Linked DNA regions of Homo sapiens: region 1 is linked to region 2. Evidence: read pairs that join two places in POLR2A ChIA-PET (ENCODE). Cell type or tissue: HepG2. All regions are shown on one strand. Links, peaks and the distances in the headings refer to the core of each region. The heading gives the core; the rest is flanking DNA.

Evidence for each region. ChIA-PET counts read pairs that join two places held together with the same protein. Peaks named below come from ENCODE experiments on the same cell type or tissue, not always from the same donor. Only the 100,000 strongest peaks of a DNase experiment are listed, where the experiment ranks them.
Region 1: POLR2A ChIA-PET joins it to region 2 with 7 read pairs; 3 of 35 experiments call an interaction of 5 or more read pairs at or near these places.

What each region holds. Positions count from the first base shown.
Region 1 is chr22:37,103,919-37,114,411 of GRCh38, forward strand. It overlaps TMPRSS6 (transmembrane serine protease 6), which reads right to left and starts at 5,795. Exons shown (of 18, transcript NM_001374504.1): 1 at 5,585-5,795. RefSeq lists an enhancer at 4,025-4,526. In HepG2, for the core only: no CTCF peak of the experiment used is centred there; DNase peaks (open chromatin) are centred at 4,243, 5,703 and 8,693; H3K4me3 peaks cover 636 bases.
Region 2 is chr22:37,026,527-37,037,019 of GRCh38, forward strand. MPST (mercaptopyruvate sulfurtransferase) reads left to right here. Exons shown (of 3, transcript NM_021126.8): 3 at 2,690-3,289. The coding sequence ends at 2,988. It overlaps LOC112268295 (a long non-coding RNA gene), which reads left to right and starts at 5,523. Exons shown (of 2, transcript XR_002958751.1): 1 at 5,523-6,800; 2 at 8,033-8,987. RefSeq lists enhancers at 6,278-6,795, 6,888-7,553. In HepG2, for the core only: a CTCF peak has its summit at 4,507 (motif pointing right); DNase peaks (open chromatin) are centred at 5,575, 6,585, 7,305 and 7,805; H3K4me3 peaks cover 1,203 bases.

The sequences.
Region 1 (10,493 bases), core at 1,523-9,522, 77 kb after region 2:
CTGGCACTGCGCTGGGCCGGGGACCTGCCTTCCTTCACAGAGTACCGTCTCTCTCACCTTTCTGCTCTCAAAGTCTTGTGGCAGAGGAAGGGAACAAAAACTAATATTCATTTCGTGCCCTCATGAGACATCTCACACTTAATTTTCAGGTCACCCAGGGATGTGGAACCATTGTCCCATGTTTTCTTCCTCCAGCCCACACCACGTGGGTACTTCACCTGCTTTATCTCACTTAAACCTCCAGTTCTGCACCCATTGAACAGATAAGGAAACTGAGACCCAGAGTGTTCTAGCACTAACTCAGTCTAGGGCTTTTCCTAGCCCCATTTTCCCAGTGTGATTTGAATACCTGACATTCACTCCCAGACGCATTTTACAGATTAAAAAAACCCTGAAGCCCAGAGAGGCTAAGCCGCTTGCCCAAGATCACACAGCAGGGAAGTGGAGGTTGAGTCTAGATGTCTGACTCCCTGCTTTTTCCACGAATCTAAGATGCCTCCCATAAATGAGCTGTTAATTAACAAATCATGATTAAATAGCAACTGAATGTCGCCCCTCTCCACGCTCCAGGGTTCCAACTCTATTTTGAGACCCTTTCAAGCAAACATCCCAATGTATTTGGCCTTTGACGCAGGTTTCCCCACAGTACAGAGAAAGCCTTTGACCCACCCACCGGGAGAGCAAAGGCTCCAGACTACTGCGAAGTTCATCTCCTCTTACTATATCCATAAATACCGTGTAGCTTTAAAATGCACCCCAGGGCCGGGTGCCGTGGCTCACGCCTGTAATCCCAACACTTTGGGAGGCTGAGGTGAGTGGATCACCTGAGGTCAGGAGTTCGAGATCAGCCTGGCCAATATGGTGAAACCCTGTCACTATGAAAAATACAAAAATTAGCCGGCTGTGGTGGTGGGCACCTGTAATCCCAGCTACTCGGGAGGCTGAGGCAGGAGAATCACTTGAACCTGGTCAGGGGAGGTTGCAGTGAGCTGAGATCATGCCATTGTACTCCAGCCTGGGTGACAGAGCAAGACTCTGCTTGAGAAAAAAAAAAACATAAAAAAATAAATAAAATGCACCCCAGATGCAGGCGGGGCTTCCTTTGGGCTGTATCTTGGGATTTTACACAGCGGGTTTCCAAAAACGGGGCTCTTTAGTAATGCTCAAAGTCCTCCCAGGTGGATGTGAAGGGCCCTGGCCCTTCTCCCAGCTTCCTGGCTCCCTCCAGCTCCCCTTGGCATCGTTCCCAGCTAAGGGTCTTTGGTGTCAAGCCACAGTGACTCTGTTGAGCGGCCCCCATCAGATACAAGGAAGGGAGGGACTGCAGGGGACCCTCACTGGGCATGACATCCCCCTCCACAACTAAGCTAGGACATTCCTGCATGTGGAGTGGGCCCTACTGGCTTTTATGGGGCCAAGGCCAGGGAATGGTAAATGGTAAACGTCCGGCAACGGGTGGGACAGCCCCGCCCACTTCCTCAAATGTTCACAGCATCCCTAGTGAGAAACAGGCAAGAAACAGACCAGTAACAGGGTGCTGAGACTCTTGCATGAGGCCACATGGCAGGTTTGAGTCCCCAGCGCAGAGCTGCCTGTCTGTCCTGGGCTGGCCACCTCTGACTGAGGTGGCTGTCCTCAAAATCTGAGAAGGTTTGCTGGATTGGGAAGATCCCAGGTGATGGGTTGGCTCCTTGCCCTTCTTTCAGTCCCTCGTCCCCTCCCTCTGCCAGAGGAGGACACCATATTCCCGTCGCACCCCTTTTGTTTAAGGGACAGGATCTCACTCTGTCACCCAGGCTGGAGTATGGTAGCACGATCATAGCTCACCCCAGCCTCCAACTCCTGGGTTCGAGTGATCCTCCCACCTCAGCCTCCCAAGTAGCTGGGACTACAGGTGCACCAGCACACCTGGCTAATTTTATAGTTTTATTTTTTGTAGAGACCAGGTCTCAAACACCTGGCCTCAAGCGATCCCCTCACCTTGGCCTCCTGAAGTGTTGAGATTACAGATGTGAGCCACCATACCTGGCCCTGTTTTACTCTTGAGTCTGGATCACAAAGGAGCTATTTTGGGATGAGTCATAGAGCCATGGGGACTCGGGGGCATAGAGGTGGTAACAGGTGACATTTATTTCAATTGTCTCTGTTGCTTTATGTGCACTTTCTCATGTAAGCCTTACACAGATCCTGTGGGGACAGGTACTCTGATCACTCCTACTTTACAGATGGGAGAGTCAAGGCACAGAGAGGTTGAGCAGCTTGGCTAAGGTCACACAGCTGGTCAGCAGCACAGCCAGGCTGCAAAGTCAAGCAGATTGACTTCAGAGTGACGCCCTGATCACTGAGCCCTACTACCTCTCAGATAATCAGTGTAAAGAGAGGGAAACTGAGGCTCGGAGCAGGTCGTGGGTCCATTAGAGGAAGCCCGAAGAGGGGCAGCTCATGGTGGGGTGCTTGGTGGGCCTCCCCTCCCCTCTCATCCTCCAAGCCAGGCGTCCTTCTCTATGCAGATTTTGCCTCCCTCTAAATGCCCCTCGCATCCATCTGGGAGGACTTTGAGCAGCACAGAGAGGCTCATTTTCAGGACACCCTCTGTAAAAACCCAAGCCATGGTCCAAATGGCAGTAGTGGGAAATTAATTCCCCCGGGCTCATCATAACTTCCCACCCAAACCCCTGGGGCGGCCTCCTCACTAGGTCCCCTGCCTCCATTGCGTCTTCCAGCGCATCCTCCCTCCCCAGCTCAATCGCTCACCTGCTCAGGATCCTTTCACAGCTCCCAGCCACTTATCATCCAAACCCCTTGCTGCGACATCCAAGACCCTCCATGGCCAGGCTGCTGTCCACCCTCCTCGTGGCTATAACTTCCATCATGCACATGGTGCCCCAGGCCCACGAGACCCTGCCTTTGTGCAGCTGAGTCCCCCTGCCTGGACTGTGGGGAACTCTTACCAGGCGACCTGCCAGGCACTGGGTTCTGGGCCCCTGGCTAGTTAAGCTGCCCCCTCCCCTGGGCAGCCCTTGATCAGATCAAGAATATGCCTTGGCTTTGGGTCTTGCCTCTGTCCCCTACAGAACAGGCAGGGCCAGCATCTTGCTCACCTCTGGGGTTCCCCATGGAACGCCGCACAGCCCGTCACATGAGTGAAGGATCAGAAAGAATGAGTGAATGAAACTGCCAAGTCTCTAGGCCCCTGGTACAGGGCTTTCTATCTTGCTGCCTCCAGGAAGGAGGACTTGTGAGGCCTGGCACTGGGGCATGGACAATGGTGTGGGCCTGTGGGGTCCCAGGTTCAATGCTCAGTCACCCTATCTTTGTCTAGCACCTGCTTGGTGCCAGGCTCTGTGGTGGCGACAGGGTGGCACATGGTGACTCTAAGAGACCTCATTCCCATCCTCTTGGGTTTCCTGCCCAGCAGGAGGAGGGGCAGTGGACAGTTGTGAAGATGACGGTGCCACTCTTGTCTTTACTATCTTATAATACAACGGCTCCCCCATTCCCAGGGTCCAGCACCTTTGGAAAAGCCTGTGGCCCTACCTTCCAAATGCCCCCCAAAGCCAGCCCCTTCTTGGCCCCCCATGACTCCCACCATCATCCAGGCCACCGTCATCTGTCACCTCGACTCCTGCAATAGCCAATCACCCACCCCCCTACCCAGTGAGTTCTCACACAATGGCCACTGCGTGTTGTCACCATGTGCCCTGCCCACAAGCCTCGCACGGCTTCCATCCACCTAGAACACAGTCCCTAAAGACCCAGGGTCTCAGTTTTCCTGTCCTCTTTGCTGAATGGGAGGTTTGCTCCTTGCTGGGCCTGGGATGTTTTCCTTTCTGCTGGCCTCGTGGCTCCCTCCTTTACCTCCTCCAAAGGGTCAGATGTCACCTCTCCAGAGAGGCCTTCCCTGGGCACTCCCGTCTCTCCTGCATTTTTCTTTATAGCAATTACAGAGGCCTAAATTGCCTGATATGCAAATATGTCATTTATCTGCCTCCTCCCTGTCTGTAAGCTGCATGAGAGCAGAGTCTGGTACTCAGCGGACACTCAGTAATTGTTAAATGAATGAATGACAAGGTCCCAGCTCCTTCCTCCCTACAGAAGTCCAAGGTGCTGTGTGCATATGTGGCCTGGCCAACTTCTCCTGCCTCCTTTTTTCCCACCCTCTCTTTTCCCCGTCGCACCCCAAGGACACTGGACTTCCATTGGTGAGAAATTTTAACAATGGGATGGTAGCAAACATTTATGGATTAAGAGCAGCCAGCCGGCACCAAGAGCCCTCGTGGACCTTGAGCCCTGTCAGTGCTTGTTCACGGCCAGGCGTCCCCACACTCTTCCTTCTGCCTGGGCCCCCACCTCCCAACCTGGCCAGCTCTTATGCAGCCCCTGTCACCTCAGTTCAGACCTCACCTCTTCGCAGCTCTCCCAGAGTGCCCTAGAAGGGGCGGCTGCCCCTCGCGATGTGCAGCTTACCTGTGGGCACTCTCTCTTTGCCCCTCACATTGAACTCCTGGAAGCGGGGACTGTGCTCCAATTGCCACAGGGGCCTGAAGCAGTCCCCCAGCTCTGAGCACCATGGACCCCACCCTGGCACCTGCTCCTCACTCCCTCCTGCCCTTCTGGCCATTGGAGGGTCTCGGGTCTGCCTGCTGGAGGCTGAGCTCCTTGGGGCGGGGCCGCGACTCCCCCAGCAATGCAGATCCGGATTCAACCACTGCGTATGAACTCCTACCATGTGCCAGCCCTGTGCTGGGCAGTGCTGCAAACTCCACTGCAGCCTCCAACAGCCTGGGGTGCCTACTTTGCTGACTCTATTTAATGGCTGGGGAAACTGAGGTAGAGAGAGGTAACATGACTTACCCGAGGTCCCTCAGCCAGGGCAGAGCAGAGCAGAGCAGGGACTCTGGGCTAGGGCCATAGGGGCATCTTTCAGTGAAACCATTAGGCCCTAGAGTCCTGAGAGTGTGGGGGACTGGGTGGGGGTCCCTTCCACACATATAAACACACTCACAGACCCACAGATGTACACAGATGGAGACACGCGGAGGGATATACGCACATCTATTCATGACACAAAAATTCATAGATGCACGCCCTTCCTACACAGACACACACACGAACACACATACACATACATGCCAACTCTGAGCCTGTGAGCCCAGGGTCCTGGGCTTAAGTCAGTACATAGGTGCAATGTGGGGCTCCGGGCCTGTCTCCTACACCAGAAGGCCCAGGTGGGGTACCGGGTGTGGAGGGGGCAGCATGTCCAGTCCTGCGAGGCAGGGGTAGGGTGGCCTCTCCCTTCCTCCTGTCCCTGCCACCTGAATCCCAGGCCACCAACCACCCAGCACTGATGCTGTGCCTGTCCACACACCTGGTGTCACCCTGCGTGGTCCCTCCCCTCCCCAGCTCTGTGGGCCCCTCACCTTCTGCTCACTGATCACCCTCTGGCCGATGAGGCCCTGCAGGCCTGGCCTCGGAGCAGGGTAGGTGGCTCAGGCTGCAGGGAGCCAGGCCCAGCTCTTAGGGTGGACACTGTCACTAGGTCATTTATAGATCCCGGTCCCCTGTCCTGGAGGCCCCCGCTTACCTTTGGGAGCGGCAGATAGGTGCCGGGCCTGCACACAGGCCTCAGGAGCCTCTGTTTGTCCAGGCCAAGGCCTCCCCACCCCCACCCAGCCAGCCCAGGCTGGATCAATGGCCTAGAGCCATGACCAGGGTGTCTGGCCCTTGTCCCCTGTGGCCTGTGGCCTCAGGCTCCATGGAACTCCTCCTGCTGGGTCCTGGACAGCACTGTGACTAAGTACAGGTAAACAGGCAGGAGGTAGGAGAAGGCAGTGCCTGCCCCGCCCCATCTTCCCCCACCCCCGCATGGGCACCCCAGAGGCTGGCAGGCAGGTGCGGGAGATCTGAGCTCTCCCCCGAGGCCCGTTGCCTGGTGACATGCCTGCCTGGTTACAGCCCCTGGTCCCCGAGAGCATGAGGTAGGGACAGCCAAGGACTGGGGACTGTGCAGAGGCCGGTGCAGGTGAGTGCAGGGGCTCACAAGGGTGAGTCCAGGTGCTTACCTGGACAGGCGAGACTAAAGGAGCTGCTGGCCTGAGAGAGAGAAAAGGAGGCTGGGCCCATATACTCTGGGGACTGGAGAGGAGAAAGGGGAGGCAGGGGTGGGGTTTGATGCTATTTTCTGTTTAGCTGGGAATTATTTGAATTCCTACCTCGTTCTTTTTTTTTTTTTTTTTTTTTTTTAAGATGGAGTCTCACTCCGTCACCCAGGCTAGAGTGCAGTGGTGTGATTTCGGCTCACTGCAACCTCCGCCTCCCGGGTTCAAGCAATTCTCCTGCCTCAGCCTCCCAGGTAGCTGGGATTACAGCGCCCACCACCATGCCCGGCTAATTTTCATAATTTTAGAAGAGATGGGGTTTCACCATGTTAGCCAGGCTGGTCTCGAACTCCTGACCTCAAGTGATTCCACCCACCTCGACCTCCCAAAACGCTAGGATTACAGGCATGAGCGACCGCACGCAGCATGAATTCCTACCTGGTTCCGTAGCGCTGTGCTGTCCATGACGGTAGCCGCTGGTCACCCGTGGCTCTTGAGTCAGTCTGAACTGAGAAAAGCTGCACGGGGGAGACGCACACCAGGTTTCCAAGGCCAAGTGCAAACAGGATGTCAACCAACGCGATAACAATTTTTATATTGATTTTATGTTGAAATAACACTGGTGATCATGGGATAAATAAAATGTATTATTAAAAGCAATTTTCTTCTGGCTCTCTTGTTTTTTTTTTTTTCAGAGACAGGGTCTCATTAGGTTGCCAGGCTGGTCTGGAGCTCCTGGGCCCACATGATCCTCCTGCTTCAGCCTCCCAAGTAGCTGGGATTACAGGCGCGGGCCACCACACCCCTTGTTGCATGTGGATATTAGACAGGTTAAGTCACAAGTGTGACCTGCGTTGTTGTTCTATGGAACAGCGTTGCTGTGGAGATGGGTTTGAGCCATATGCGTGCCGAAGTGCCGGATGGGAGCCAGGGCTTTCTAGGGTGCGTGCAGGGCAGCGGGCGTCTGTCTCAGACAAGGCTGACTTTCAGCGAGTCTACATCCTGAGGCCAGAATGCGGGGTGCACGCCTGAGATGCTGTGTGCTGTGGGCATATGGGTCCCAGAGTGTGTGTGTAAGAGAGACAGTCTGGAATTTGTGTGTGTAGATTATGTATGTGTAGAATGTGCGTGTGTGTGTGTGTGTGTGTGTGTGGAGCGTAGGGATTGTGTGTGGGGTATAAGATTTGTGTGAGAGGTGTGTCTGTGAGGTTTGTATGGTGTGGGGTGGGGGGTGTGTGAAGTGTGTTGTGTGGGCATATGGACTGTGCATGTGTGTGCAGTGTGGGTGCTGGGAATGTGCAGTGTAAGGTGTGTGTGTCTTTGAGGTACGTATGGTGTGAGGTGTGTATGGAGCATGAGAGGTGTGTGCAGCTGTGTGTGTGTGTGTGTGCATGCTCACAGTATGTGTGGAATATGAGGCATGTGTTTAGTGTGAGGTGTGTGCATAGTGTGAGGTGTGTGTGTAGTGTAAGGTGTATGTAGTGTGAAGCATGTGTGGAGTGTGAAGCGTGTGTGTAGTGTGAGACGTGTGTGGAGTGTGAGGTGTGTGTGGAGCGTGAGGCATGTGTGGAGTGTGAGGCGTGTGAGTGGAGTGTGCAGCGGGTGTGAAGTGTGAGATGCTTATGGATTGGCTGGGATGGGACAGGGCCCCGCGCCCGGGCTTTGCCGTGACCGCCGGTTTTCAGCCCTACCTGGCTCCCTTTTAGTTGTAGGAACCTGGGCAGATTCCCTGACTTCTGAGCGGTGCTTCTTCCATCTGTCGAATGAAAAAAATTCGCCCCTTCTTGATGAACGGGAAACAACGTGTGCGAAGGCCCAGCACTGTGGGGGGCGCCGAGAGCGGGTTTCTCCTCTTCTCATGGTGACACGCTGGTGTGTCGGGGCCAGGTGTGCCTGTGCACTGAAGTCCAGGCAATGACAGGTGGCATGTGTGTGGTGCCTACCTGTGTGGCCCCTCACGCATGTCTCAAGCACGTAGATGCCCCATGCTCTCTGGCGTGTGCTCCCTAAGGGGGCCTGTAGCAGTAGGCAGGTACCTCCCTGACATGTGCGTGGGGGGCACCCCTGTGTCCTAAGGTGTGAAGGCCCCTGCCCATGGGGGCTGGGCATGAGCTCAGTACAGCACCATCTCCAGGCAGAGCCAGGGCTGGGCCAGGGCAGGAGGGCGCACTGTCAGGCTGGTTAGGATTCTGGGTTAGGGGGTACCTTCCCTCACCTTCTCCTGTGGCCCTCCCCAGAGTCCTGGCCCCTGCCCATGGGCCTGACCCTGACCCTGAGACCGAACACCATAGCCCTGCCCACTGTCCCTCGTCCCAGCCCCAACAACTCTGCCTCCTCCCCATAAACTCCCCTCTTCCCAGGCCCTGGGCCCCACCTTGCAAACTTCCTGAGGGACAGATGCTTGAGACAGAGCAGGGATAGTGTGTTTGTGTAGGGGGTGAAGACACCCCGATCCTAGCCTCTGTACCCCATCCTGTCCTTTGGAAGGTCAAAAGGCCCAGGCCCCCAGCCCAGGCTGCTAGCCCGACAGTCTGAAAAGCCGATCTTGCACAATCGACGTCCTCTAGACCTGGCGGCCACCTGGCCATCGATCCGACATGGCCTGGGGGGAGGGGCTGGCAATAAGCAAGCAGCAGCAAAATGCTGAGAGAGGTGTTTGAAAGCACAGACGTGGCTGGGTGCAGTGGCTTACCCCCACACCTGTAATCCCAGCACTTTGGGACGCCAAGGAGGGAGGATCCCTTCAGCCCAGGAGTTTGAGACCAGCCTAGTCAACATAGTGAGACCCTGTTTGTACAAAAAAAAATTTTTTTTAATTAGCTGGGCATAGTGGTGCACACCTGCAGATCCCACTACTAGGGAGGCTGAGGTGGGAGGATCACTTGAGCCCTGGAGTTGGAGGCTGTAGTGAGCCATAACTGTGCTGCTGCACTCCAGCCTGGGTGACAGAGCAAGACCCTGTCTTGAAAAGAAAGAGAAAAGGAGAGGAAAGAAGAGAAGAGAAAAGCACAGACAAGGGTCCCAGAAAGCCGTGGGGGTAGGGGACAGCCTGCCAAGGAGTCAGGGATTTCCTCTGTCAACAAGGGACACTCTTGTCCTCGCAGCAAAGAGACACGTTCACATAGATGGAACGGAAGCCTTGTTGCTCTGGGAATCTGCATTCCTAACACTGAGCCTCAGCCTCCTTGGTCCCCAAGGAAAAAGAAGCCTCCGGGAGGCCTGGTGAGGGGATGAGGGGAGGCTTGAAGGCTGGGCATGGTGGGGGCCGGACAGCGAGGAACACAGGCCTGACCCAGCAGGACAGGGCAGAGCAGGCCTCGGTGTGCCCACCACACTCAGGTGACCAAGATCCAGCGGGGTGCTGGAGAGTGGGCAGACCCAGCCAAAATCCCAGTCCCTCCACGTGTTGGTGACCCACAAGATGTCCCCAAGCTACCACTTCATGGCCTACGGATGGTGGGTGATAAAGCTGGTTGTTGTAGGCCAAAAAAAAAAAAAAAATGTAGGGTGGGCTCCTCGTCCGTATGATTGGTGTCCTTATCCAAAAGGGAAATATAGAGACAGAGACGCACGCCTACAGAGGGAATGCCGTGAAGGTAAAGGCAGAGAACGTGGCATTGCTTCTATAAGCCAAGGAACCCCACTGATTGCCAGCAAGACATCAGACGCCAAGAGAGAAGCCTGGAACACTCTTCCTCATACCTTCAGAAGGAACCAAGCCGGCCGACACCTGGATCTTGGACTCCAGCCCCCAGAACTGTGAGACACATTTCTGTCGTTCAAGCCCTTCAGGTGTGGGGTCATGTGAAGGCAGCCCTAGCCAACGAATACAATGCCCATTGCACTAGTATTAGGTAAATGCTATGCAAAGCCTGTTCCTGTGTCTAGCTTCCTCCCGGGCTCCTGCGAACAGCAGGCGCTCACTCATTGTCCACTGAAGAGACTGAAGAGCCAAGATATCTGTATTTTTATCAGGAGCCTTCAGGCCATGTGATGCCTTAAGCCATGGAGTGGACGCTCAGGCAGAGCGGAATTGGGGGTAACCTTGTCTGAGCTCAGAGAAAGCCCTAGAAGCAAGAACACAACAACCCAGCTCTTATACACAAACCCCCAAGTCACAGCACTTGTTCTCCGAAATTTTCCAGTTTGGGGTCTACTTGTTTCTTTCCCTATTCTCCCCACCCCCTTTTGACTGTGAGTCCCATGAAGATTTCTCAATCTTGCAAGTTGTCGGTCCCACTCCCTCAACACTCTTAGCCTAGAACAGTGCCTGGCACACAGGAGGAATAAATATTTGTTGAGTGAACAAATGACAGTTACTGTTAACTCCTTTGATGATAACACAGTAAGGATTTTGACAGCTGGGCCCTCCACACAGTCGATCACAATGATGCC
Region 2 (10,493 bases), core at 1,696-9,695:
CACAGCCTGAGGCCTGGCCAAGTGCTCCTGTGATGTGCCACACCAGTCCAGCAGGCAGGGGAAACATGCTTTGCTTGGTGGGATTCAAGGTGTAGGGATGGCCCTCCCTTTACAGTCACCACCCTGGGTTGAGAGTTTGTTCCTCCTCCTTGCTCTGGGCTGGTCTCTATGTGATATCTGACCAAGCCCGGTAACTGTGTCTGTTAGGTGGGATGCATGACCCATTCCAGCCTCTCCACAGACTCGGGAGTGCTGTCTCTATGCCAGGGTCTGAGAATAGATACCGATACATGGGTCAGCAGCTCCTGTGGGGGTGTCACTCCACTGCGGAGGGAAACCAAGGCAGAAGCTGGACAAGAGTCTGAATGGCTCAGATTTGAATCATTCGTTTTTGGGGGGTTTTTTGTTTGTGTTTGTTTCTGTTGTTGTTGTTGTTATTGTTTTGAGACGGAGTTTTGCTCTTGTTTCCCAGCTGGAGTACAGTGGCGCAATCTCGGCTCACCACAACCTCCGCCTCCCGGGTTCAAGTGATTCTCCTGCCTTAGCCTCCCGAGTAGCTGGGATTACAGGCATGTGCCACCACGCCCGGCTAATGTTTGTATTATTAGTAGAGACGGGGTTTCTCCATGTTGGTCAGGCTGGTCTCGAACTCCCAACCTCAGGTAATCTGCCCCCCTCGGCCTCCCAAAGTGCTGGGATTACAGGCGTGAGCCACCGTGCCCAGCCCAAGCGTTAGTTGTGAAGGTTTATTTTGTTGCAAATCCCAGTCCTGCATGAAAATGGGAATGTTAGTAACCCCTGCCTCAAGGTGGGGCAGTGAAAACAAAAAACACCCTGGGAGTCTGCAGAGGTGTGGGCCTTTCCCATCCCATTCTTTCTGCTACAATCAAAATGATCGTTTAAAAATGGAAATCTAGGTTGGGCAAGGTAACTCCTACCTATAATCCTCACACTTTGGAAGGCTGAGGTGGGAGGATCCCTTGAGCCCAGGAGTTCAAGACCATCCTGGACATGATGGCAAGCCCCTTCTCAATAAAAAAAATTAAAAGTAACAGTAAAAAAGTAAACGCAGAAGCCTGAGTTCCCCCTGCAGTCAGGTCAAAGCCCCCAAGTCTTACTCCAGGCCTGCTAAGGCGTTCCCATCCCCTTCAGCTTCCCCTTTGGGCCTCTGGCTTCTCACTGTCTGGGCTTTCGTGACAATGACCTTTAACCCCTCCGGGCAACAGGTGGTTCCCTCGCCTTTCAGATTCCCTCTGCCTGGGATGCTCTAGGCCTCCATCCACCCAGACCCCTTTATGTGACTGAATCCTACTCATCCTTCGGGGCATTCTCAGAGAAACTTCCTCCACCCACTGAGCCCCCAGCCAGTGTGGCGTGAAGGTGGGAAGCATAGACTTGCCTGGGTTTACTCCTCCCTGCCCTCTGCTAGCTTGCACAAGCTAGTCTTTGTACTTCATTCTCTTCATCTTTACAAAAGAGAGGATAATAATTTCTTTCCCAGAGAATTTTGGGGTGGATTCAAGGAGAAAGTATAGCTGACCGTCTCCAAACAGTGCCTGGCAGAAAGTAAGCATTCAATAACATCAGCTATTGGCCAGGCAAGGTGGCTTACTCCTATATTCCCAGCACTTTGGGAAGCTGAGGCAGAAGGATTACTTGAGGCCAGGAATTCAAGACCATCCTGAGCCACATACTGAGACCCCATGTCTATAAAAACCAAATTAGGCCAGGCGTGGTGGTTCACACCTGTAATCCCAGCACTTTGGGAGGCCAAGGCAGGTGGATCATCTGAGGTCAGGAGTTCGAGACCACCCTGGCCAATATGGTGAAACCCCGTCTCTACTAAAAATACAAAAATTAGCCAGGTGTGATGGGTGCCTGTAATCCCAGCTACTCAGGAGGCTGAGGCAGGAGAATCACTTGAACCCAGGAGGTGGAGGTTGCAGTAAGCCAAGATCATGCCACTGCACTCCAGCCTGGGCAACAAGAGCAAAACTCCATCTCAAAAAAAAAAAAAAGAACAAAAAAAGGAAATTAGCTGAGCATGGTGGCATGTGCCTGTAGTAGTCCCAGCCCCTCGGGGGGAAGCTGAGGCAGGAGGATTGCTTGAGCCCAGGAGGTTGAGGCTGCAGTGAGCCTTGATCATGCCACTGCACTTCAGCCTGGGCAACAGAATGAGACCCTGTCTCAGTAATAATAATATCAGCTATTGCTGTTACTGGCGTTATTTTTTTTTTACATGCCCCAGGCCACCCAGTAGGGCACTTTTGGAACACCCATTATGCTTGTAATTATTCAGTTGCCTGTCTGCCCTGCCAGATTAAAGCTCCTTGCCTGCAGGTACTGCACGTTCTAGCTAGGCAGGGGTCTTGTTTATTGCTTTGCTGTCCCTAGGGTGCATAGTCAGGAAACCTTGGGGCCCAGTTCTTAGGTTCAAAGTTCAGTCAGCAATTTGCTAGATGTGTTAGCCTCAGGTGGTACTTAACCTCAGCATCACCGTGTATAAAATGGGGGCTCCTCTAAACAGTGCTCAGGTTTTATGGTTGTGAGAATTAAATGAGATGGTGGATATAAAGGATTTAGCACCATGCTTGCATGGGATGCTCTCAATATCTCGAGCACCACAAATACGAGGTACCATTCATAGCATCCTTCTATTTGTCCCCTCCTCCCTGCTCCCCTGCTGTAGGCATTGAACCTGGCCACATCCCAGGTACCGTGAACATCCCCTTCACAGACTTCCTGAGCCAGGAGGGGCTGGAGAAGAGCCCTGAGGAGATCCGCCATCTGTTCCAGGAGAAGAAAGTGGACCTGTCTAAGCCACTGGTGGCCACGTGTGGCTCTGGCGTCACAGCCTGCCACGTGGCACTAGGGGCCTACCTCTGCGGCAAGCCAGACGTGCCCATCTACGATGGCTCCTGGGTGGAGTGGTACATGCGCGCCCGGCCCGAGGATGTCATCTCAGAGGGCCGGGGGAAGACCCACTGAAGCTGGGCAGGACACAGGCGAGCTCAGGTGATGCCGGCCACCAGCAATGCCTGGCCTGGTAGCTCCGCTTCTGCTTTCACCAAGAGAGTGTTTCTTCACTCAACTCAGGTGGCATTTGGGGTGACATCTCAAAGGCCAGGAATTCCGTTGACTTGTTGGCTGCCAGTAGGGGCGGGAGGAAAGGCGGAGGCGAGCCCTGGAGGAGGGAGGCCACAACTCCGAGCTGCCCACCTGGTGCTGAGCTGGGGCCCCGCCTCCTTTCTGTTTTATTTTTGAGGAAATAAAATAACCAAGTGCTAAATCTTGTAGCTCTGGGGCTGCCTCGGTTTTCCTAAGGAGCCAGGGGTTCTGTCATGCCCAGCAAAGGTCACTCTGGGGAGCCTGAGGGTCTTGGAGATCCTGTCTCTGCCTTCCAAGCAGTGCTGGGGCCCCAGAGCTCCCCACTTCTGTGACTGAGCTAGCCCCTAGCAAGCTGTCCCTCACCCCATAATCCTGGGCGTTCTCCCTTCTGGCATCTGGGCTATTTAAGGTGAATTTTGCTGTGACATGTCTGTGGTCCCACCCAAAGCTACTCTCCCACCACCTGCCCTTCTAGCAGGTAAATAGTACATCTCATTTCCAGAAGAAGATGGGGCCAGAGCTTAACAGAAGCCTGTGCCATGCCAAGGAGGAATGTCCCAGCCCAGCTGGGATGTTCTAGGGAAGGGCTAAGCTGAGCTGAATTGGAGGAGAACCTGGCTCTAAACTCTGGAAGCTCACACTTGGGGGCTGGTCTGTGGAATTCCCGGAGTGGGTGGACCCAGGGAGTTTGATTCTTTCTGCTCAAAGAGAACATCTCTCCCCATTTCCCAAGGGTAGGGGTTCCATCCTCCTTGCCCGGGATTTATCCTTTGTGCAGAGGTGGACGTAGGTGTCTGAGAAGGCCCCAAACTCCCCCCTGCCCATCACGACCTGGATTGCCCCTCCCCGTCTTTCCAGCCCTCAGGCACCATCTCAGCAGCGCAGGGGCAGTGTCCTGCCAGGCGGTACTGGGGAGAGCTCGAAGTTATCTTATTGGCCCTTCCTTTGGAAACGAGACCAGAGAGGGGCAGTGACTTACCAAGGCCACACTGAATTTATGAAGAGCCAGGGCCAGATCCAGATTCCCTGACTCAGTTTATTCCTCTTTTCACCTGACTGTATCCCCTCAACTTCCCCCTGATGCTGAGTCATTTCCCAAGTCCGCAGGGACGGGAGAAATCGACACAGCCTAGAATCTTGGTTTTCCAAGTAAGAGCTCTAAAGTAACTCCCAACCTCTCGGAGCCTCAGTTTCCTCCCCTAAAACATGGGAATCGTGTACTTCCGAAGAAGAAACTCAGATGAGAGCCCTTCCAAGAGTCCACTGCAGAGTCCCCGTTTTCCACACCGGGGGTTCTCAGCCTCAGTGCTGCTGACATTTACACTGAATGATTCCTTGTCATGGGGGCCGTCCTGTGTGCTGGGGGATGCTTGGCCGCGTTTCTGGCCTCTGCCCACTAGATGCCAGTAACACTGCCCAGTTATGACAACTGAAAGTCTCCAGATGTGGCCGGATGTCCCCTGGGGGGCAAAAATCACCCCCAGTCAAGAACCACTGCCCTAGGGGCAAATAACACAATTGACCACTGCAGTCAGGAACAGTGTAGACAGGGAACCCCAACATGGAGGGGCTCCCCGACTCCCCATCATAAGCACCTTCTCCCAGAAGTGGAAGTGAGGCAGTTTAGACACTCCCCCCTTTCTGGCCGGTCTCAGACAAGCTTTAGTTTTCCTTCCTGGAATGGCTCTGCCACTTTGAGGAGACAAGTTTGTCTGCAAACATGTGAGGTTCTGATCCAGCTTCCAGTCCCAACCACTCCACACAAGGCAGCCTGACCTCGAACATGCTGCCCAGCCTCTGCAGGCTTCCGTTTCTTTTTTCCCCCCCACCCCGAGATAAGAGTCTTGCTCTGTTGCGCGGGCTGGAGTGCAATGGCACGATCTCGGCTCCCTGAAACCTCTGCCTCGCGGGTTCAAGCGATTCTCCTACCTCAGCCTCCTGAGTAGCTGGGATTACAGGCACTCACCATCACGCCCGGCTAATTTTTGTATTTTTAGTAGAGACAGGGTTTCACCATGTTGGCCAGGCTGGTCTCAAACTCCTGCCCTCGTGATCCACCTTCCTCGGCCTCCCAAAGTGTTGGGATTACAGGCGTGAGCCACAGCGCCCAGACCCGTTTCTTCACCTGTAAAACGGGCAAAATAGTACCTTCCTGGCCAGCACGGTGGCTCACGCCTGTAACCTCAACACTTTGGGAGGCATAGGTGGGAGGATCACTTGAACTCAGGAGTTCAAGACCAGCCTGGACAACATAGTGAGACCTCATCTGTAGGCAAAAATAAGAAAAAAGATGAGCCGGGCAGAGTGGCATGTGCCTGTAGTCACAGCTACTTGGGAGGCTGAAGTGCAAAGATCGCTTGAGCCTGGGAGGTCAAGGCTGCAGTGAGCTGTGATGACACCACCGCACTCCAGCCTGGGAAACAGAGCAAGATCGTATCTCAAAAAAAGAAGTACCTTCCTGAGCAGTATGAGGATTACATGAGATAATCCACAGAAACTGTTTTGCTTGGTGCAGAGTAAACACCAAGGGTTTCTTCCCATTAGTTTTAAAGGAGTTTTACTTATTCAGCATGTTAAGTGCCTTCTGCACTTCCGGCATTGGAGGAGAGAGAGTGACAAATAGAATTGTGTCCCAGCCCTCTCAAAGCTTCCAAACTAGGGAGGAGAAACTAGTCTTTTAGAGTACATTTCCAGAGAGAAGGGGGTGCTGTGAAATGATCTATTTCACAACAGACTAATTTTACAGGTGGGAAAACAAGCTCAGAGAGGTTCAGTGATTTGCCTCAGGGCACACAGCTAGTTTGCTAGAGGAACCTAACTGGAGTTAGAATTCTCCAGGGGAGGAGTTTCTCCAGCGGATCTTGCCTGCCATGGTTTTCCAGATTCCAGGATCAAGGTGAGAACAGAAACGCATGAGAAGCTCAGGGAAGATGGCCACGTGTTTCTCAGCTCCACAGGGAAACCTTGAGCAGTGGAATTTAACCAATGGGTTTGGGTTAGGCGCCCTTCCCCTACCCTAGTCCAACCTGCAGCAAGGAAACCAAGGCTGATTCCAGCCCGGGCTTTTTTCTCCTGGGAAGGTCCTCCTTGGGTCTGGACAGGCTCGGAGGTGACCTGCCTAGAGGTGGGCGATCTAGCCGCACCTTTCTAGGACTACAGAGCTTCAGTTTAACTTTGCAGGAGTTTGTTAGGAATGAACTAGACACGCACCCTCCGCCCAGCTCCGTCCCGCCTCCTGCAAGCCTGAACTCTTAGAATAATTAACCACTGACTGCAGGATCCTGGCCTCTGCCAGGGCCCGCCCTACCCAACCTGTGTGTTCGAGGCAGGAACTTGCAACACTGAGCAACAAGAATGATGAAATTTTTATCCACTTGGCAAATATTTGCTCGGCGCCCCCTCTGTGTCAGGAACAGTTGGAAATGCGTTTCCCAACCTTGCCTAACCAGCTGCCCTGGAATGTTTTCCACTTCCTGGGTCATTGCCTCCAGAGATCAAAGCCCCCATCCACACAGTGGGCTGAATATGGATCCATGCAGCGATCTGGTCCTGGTGCTGTGGAATCAGCTTTGCACAAGGCCCCAGAAGGTCTGCGTTCCAGAGCCTTCCTGTTGGGGCCTCAGTCTTCTCATCTGAAAAATGGGAGCAAACTCAGTTCTGCCATGCCCAGTGTGGGTGTGATGTCACATCAGGTAAGGCTCAAAATGAAGTCAGGTGTCACACCTACTGGAATAACCTCAGCTCTATAAGCACAATGGAGCTTTATTATCCTTAACTCATGGAGGATGAATCACTTGGGGGAAGATGAAATGTTGAAATATTCAGGTTAACGGAAAGTGTTATTTTAAGCACCTAAATTTTTTGCCTATTAACCTACTAGGGGTGGAACTTGGTAGGCTGATCTTGCCTGAACTTCTGGGGGCTTTGTTTGATCCCTTGATTGCACAGCGATACCTGCAGGGGCTCCTTGCCCCTCAACTGTCAGGATGTTGAGGTCTTCAGGTCCTCGATACTGAATCCTAGCTGACTGCCCTTCTGGTTTCCCGTCTGTGTTCTCTGGAGTCTCCCTCGGCCTGCTTCGAGGCGGGCCCGCTCTCTAGATAATGCTGCCATTCGGATGGTTTCAACGACTGTGCTGAGCCAGTGACTCTGGAATCGGGGCCTCCCGCAACTCGATTCCTCCTGAACTCAGATCCCTGAGTCATGGCCTCCCAGCCCCAAGCCTGCTCCTCCACCTGTGTCCCCTGTCTCAGTGTGCACGGTCACCACTTGTGGGTCACCCAGGCCCACACCTGGCAGCAAGTGATCTGAGACTCTGTCCCACTTACCTACAGCCGGTCAGACCTCCACCTCTACTCCCATTGCCTTTGTCCAAGTCCCCCACTCAGCCCGCACCCAGCACTCAGCCTGTCTCCTCCATTCATTCCAGGGTACTTCCTAGGGACAGGCCCTGTGGCAGGATCTGGGGGCATGGAGGATAAAGACCAGCCCTGAGAGGGGGCATTCGCCCCATGGGGAGGGACAGACATGGATCCTGGCAACAGCGTGGCGAGGAGTATCTGAGAAGTGGAAACACAGAGAACCGCCATGGGTTGGGGGGCTGGTTCTGGGTCTGAGAGGCACCTCCACACCCACGCATAGTCCCTTTTATGAATTCCCTGGACTGTGCCCTCTTGCTCCAGGGAGAGCTGCAGCAGGGGACGGTTCAAAGGGCAGCCTCCGGAGCACCCTGACCTCCAACTCCCTGGCCGTGAGTGTGGGCAGAGGGGCCTGGATTTCCTCATCTGAGACGTGGCAATAATCCACTTTATAGGATTGCTGTGAGGATGAAGTGATTTGGTTCATACATAGCACTGAGAGCAGAAGCTGACCTCATAAGCACCAAATCCACGGGCTTGTTTGTTTGTTTGTTGTTTGTTTTAAGATGGAGTCTCGCTCTGTCACCCAGGCTGAAGTGCAATGGCAAGATCTCAGCTCACTGCAACCTCCACCTCCCAGTTTCAAGCGATTCTTGTGCCTCAGCCTCTGGAGTAGCTGGGATTACAGGTGCCCACCACCACACCTGGCTGATTTTTGTATTTTTAGTAGAGACGGGGTTTCACCATGTTGGTCAGGCTGGTCTCAAACTCCTGACCTCAAGTGTTCTGCCTGCCTTGGCCTCTCAAAGTGCTGGGATTACAGGCCTGAGCCACTGTGCCCGACCACCATGTTGTATTGTTACTGTTACTGCTCTCCTGTCCTGCACCTGCCCTGCCTGCCTCCCTTGGCTGGGCTGTAAAACCTTGAGGGGTAACGTATCTTATTCATGTTTCTTGTCCTGGTACCAGCACAGCAACTGACATGGATGGGGGGTTAGGGGCTCAGAAAGCATTGCCCTAAAATATGGCGCTCTGACATGAAGCAGCCTCAAGGTCTATCTGACCTCCCTGCCTCCTTCTCTGAATCCTCTGTCTCTCTCAAAGTGCAGGATGACGCTGTTCTCTGAAGTTTCTTTATCTGCCTAGAAACGGGACCTGCCAAAGGGGAACACAATTACCTTCCCTGGAATATCATTAGCTAGAGGTTAAAACTCATATCCTAGAGGATATGAGACTGAACATTAAACACCACACCTACAGCCCAGATAAACTTCATCCCAAACCATTATCTGCTCTCTTTCCCTTTCAATGTCCAAAGAAATTATTAATTATCATCTGGACGCTGGACTCATTCATTTCCCCCCTAAAAACCATTGACTGTCCTTCAAATTGCCACGTGTCCCCCATCTCTCCTTCCCCCGTGAAGAAGGGCGCATGCACCTGTACCCCACTGGGTTATTGGGTAACTTCTGTGATTCCCTCATGCTCTGCACGTTGAAATAAATTTTGTCTTTTCTCCAATTAATCTTCCTTTTGTCTGTTGATTTTCAGCGAGCCTTCACGAGGAGAAAGGGAAGCTTTCCCTTTGTCTCTGCAGGGGCCAATGAATGTTTAATATTACACAAGTACACTCTCAGGGCTGAGAGGCACCTTAATAACCCCTCCTGTTTACTGTTTCCATGTGCCAGAGAGGATGCTAAGTGCTTTGCCTCCATTTACTCTAACCACTCCGAGAAACAGGTGTTATTATCCTCCATAAGTCAGGTGATTGAGGTCAGGAGTTCGTGACAGCCTGGCCAACATAGTCAAACCCCGTCTCTACTAAAAATACAAAACATTAGCTGGACGTGGTGGTGGGTGCCTGTAATCCCAGCTATTTGGGAGGCTGAGGTAGGAGAATCACTTGAACCCAGGAGGCGGAGGTTGCAGTGAGCTGGGATCGCGCCACTGCACTCCAGCCTGGGCAACTTTGCCTCAAAAAAAAAAAAAAAAAAAAAAAGTCAAGTGACTTGCCCAAGATGACAGGAGAGGTTAGATCTGGGGCTGGGCTCTGAATCCTAGACAGAATGACCACAAGGCTTTTGTCCACTACAAGACAGAATTGGGGAGGGGATCACAGAAGAGGGAGCAGGCTTCTCTCTGGGTGGGGAGGTGTCATACACCCCTTAAAACACATAGGTGTGTATGCACACGCACACAAACACATGCACGTTCACACCTTTGTACACAAGTGAGGAACAGGGCAACCAAAGGCTAATTTACTTGTCTGGCTAGCTGTGTGCTCTTTGATATGTTTCTCCGGGACTTTTTTTTTTTTTTTTTTGAGACGGAGTCTAGCTCTATCACCAGACTGGAGTGCGGTGGCACAATCTCAGCTCACTGCAACCTCCACCTCCCGGGTTCAAGTGATTCTCCTGCCTCAGCCTGCCGAGTAGCTGGGACCACAGGCACCTGCCACTACGCCCAGCTAATTTTTGAATTTTCAGTAGAGACGGGGTTTCACCATGTGGGCCAGGATGGTCTCGATCTCTTGACCTTGTGATCCACCTGCCTCAGCCTCCCAAAGTGCTGGGATTACAGGTGTGAGCCACCGCGCCTGACCTCTCCAGAACTTTTTTTTTTTTTATGCTGCCTGATTGACTTCAAAGTAAAAGCAAGGACAGGCACGGTGGCTCATGCTTGTAATCACAGCACTTTGGGAGTCCCGGGCAGGAGGATTGCTTGAGGCCAGGAATTTGAGATCAGCCTGGGCAACAAGTGAAGACCCTGTCTCTTCAAAAACATAGATTAGCTGGGCATGGTGGTTGCACACCTGTCGTCCAAACTACTCAGGAGGCTGAAGCAGGAGGATCACTTGAGCCCAGGAGAAGTTCAAGGCTGCAGTGAGCCATGACTGCATCCCTGCACTCTAGCCTGGGCAACACAGCAAGATCCTGTCTCTAAAAACAAACAAATAAAAAGAAAATAAAAACAAGAAAGCATGTGAATATGAATTTTATTCACTTCAGCTTATTCCTTTTCTTGAGG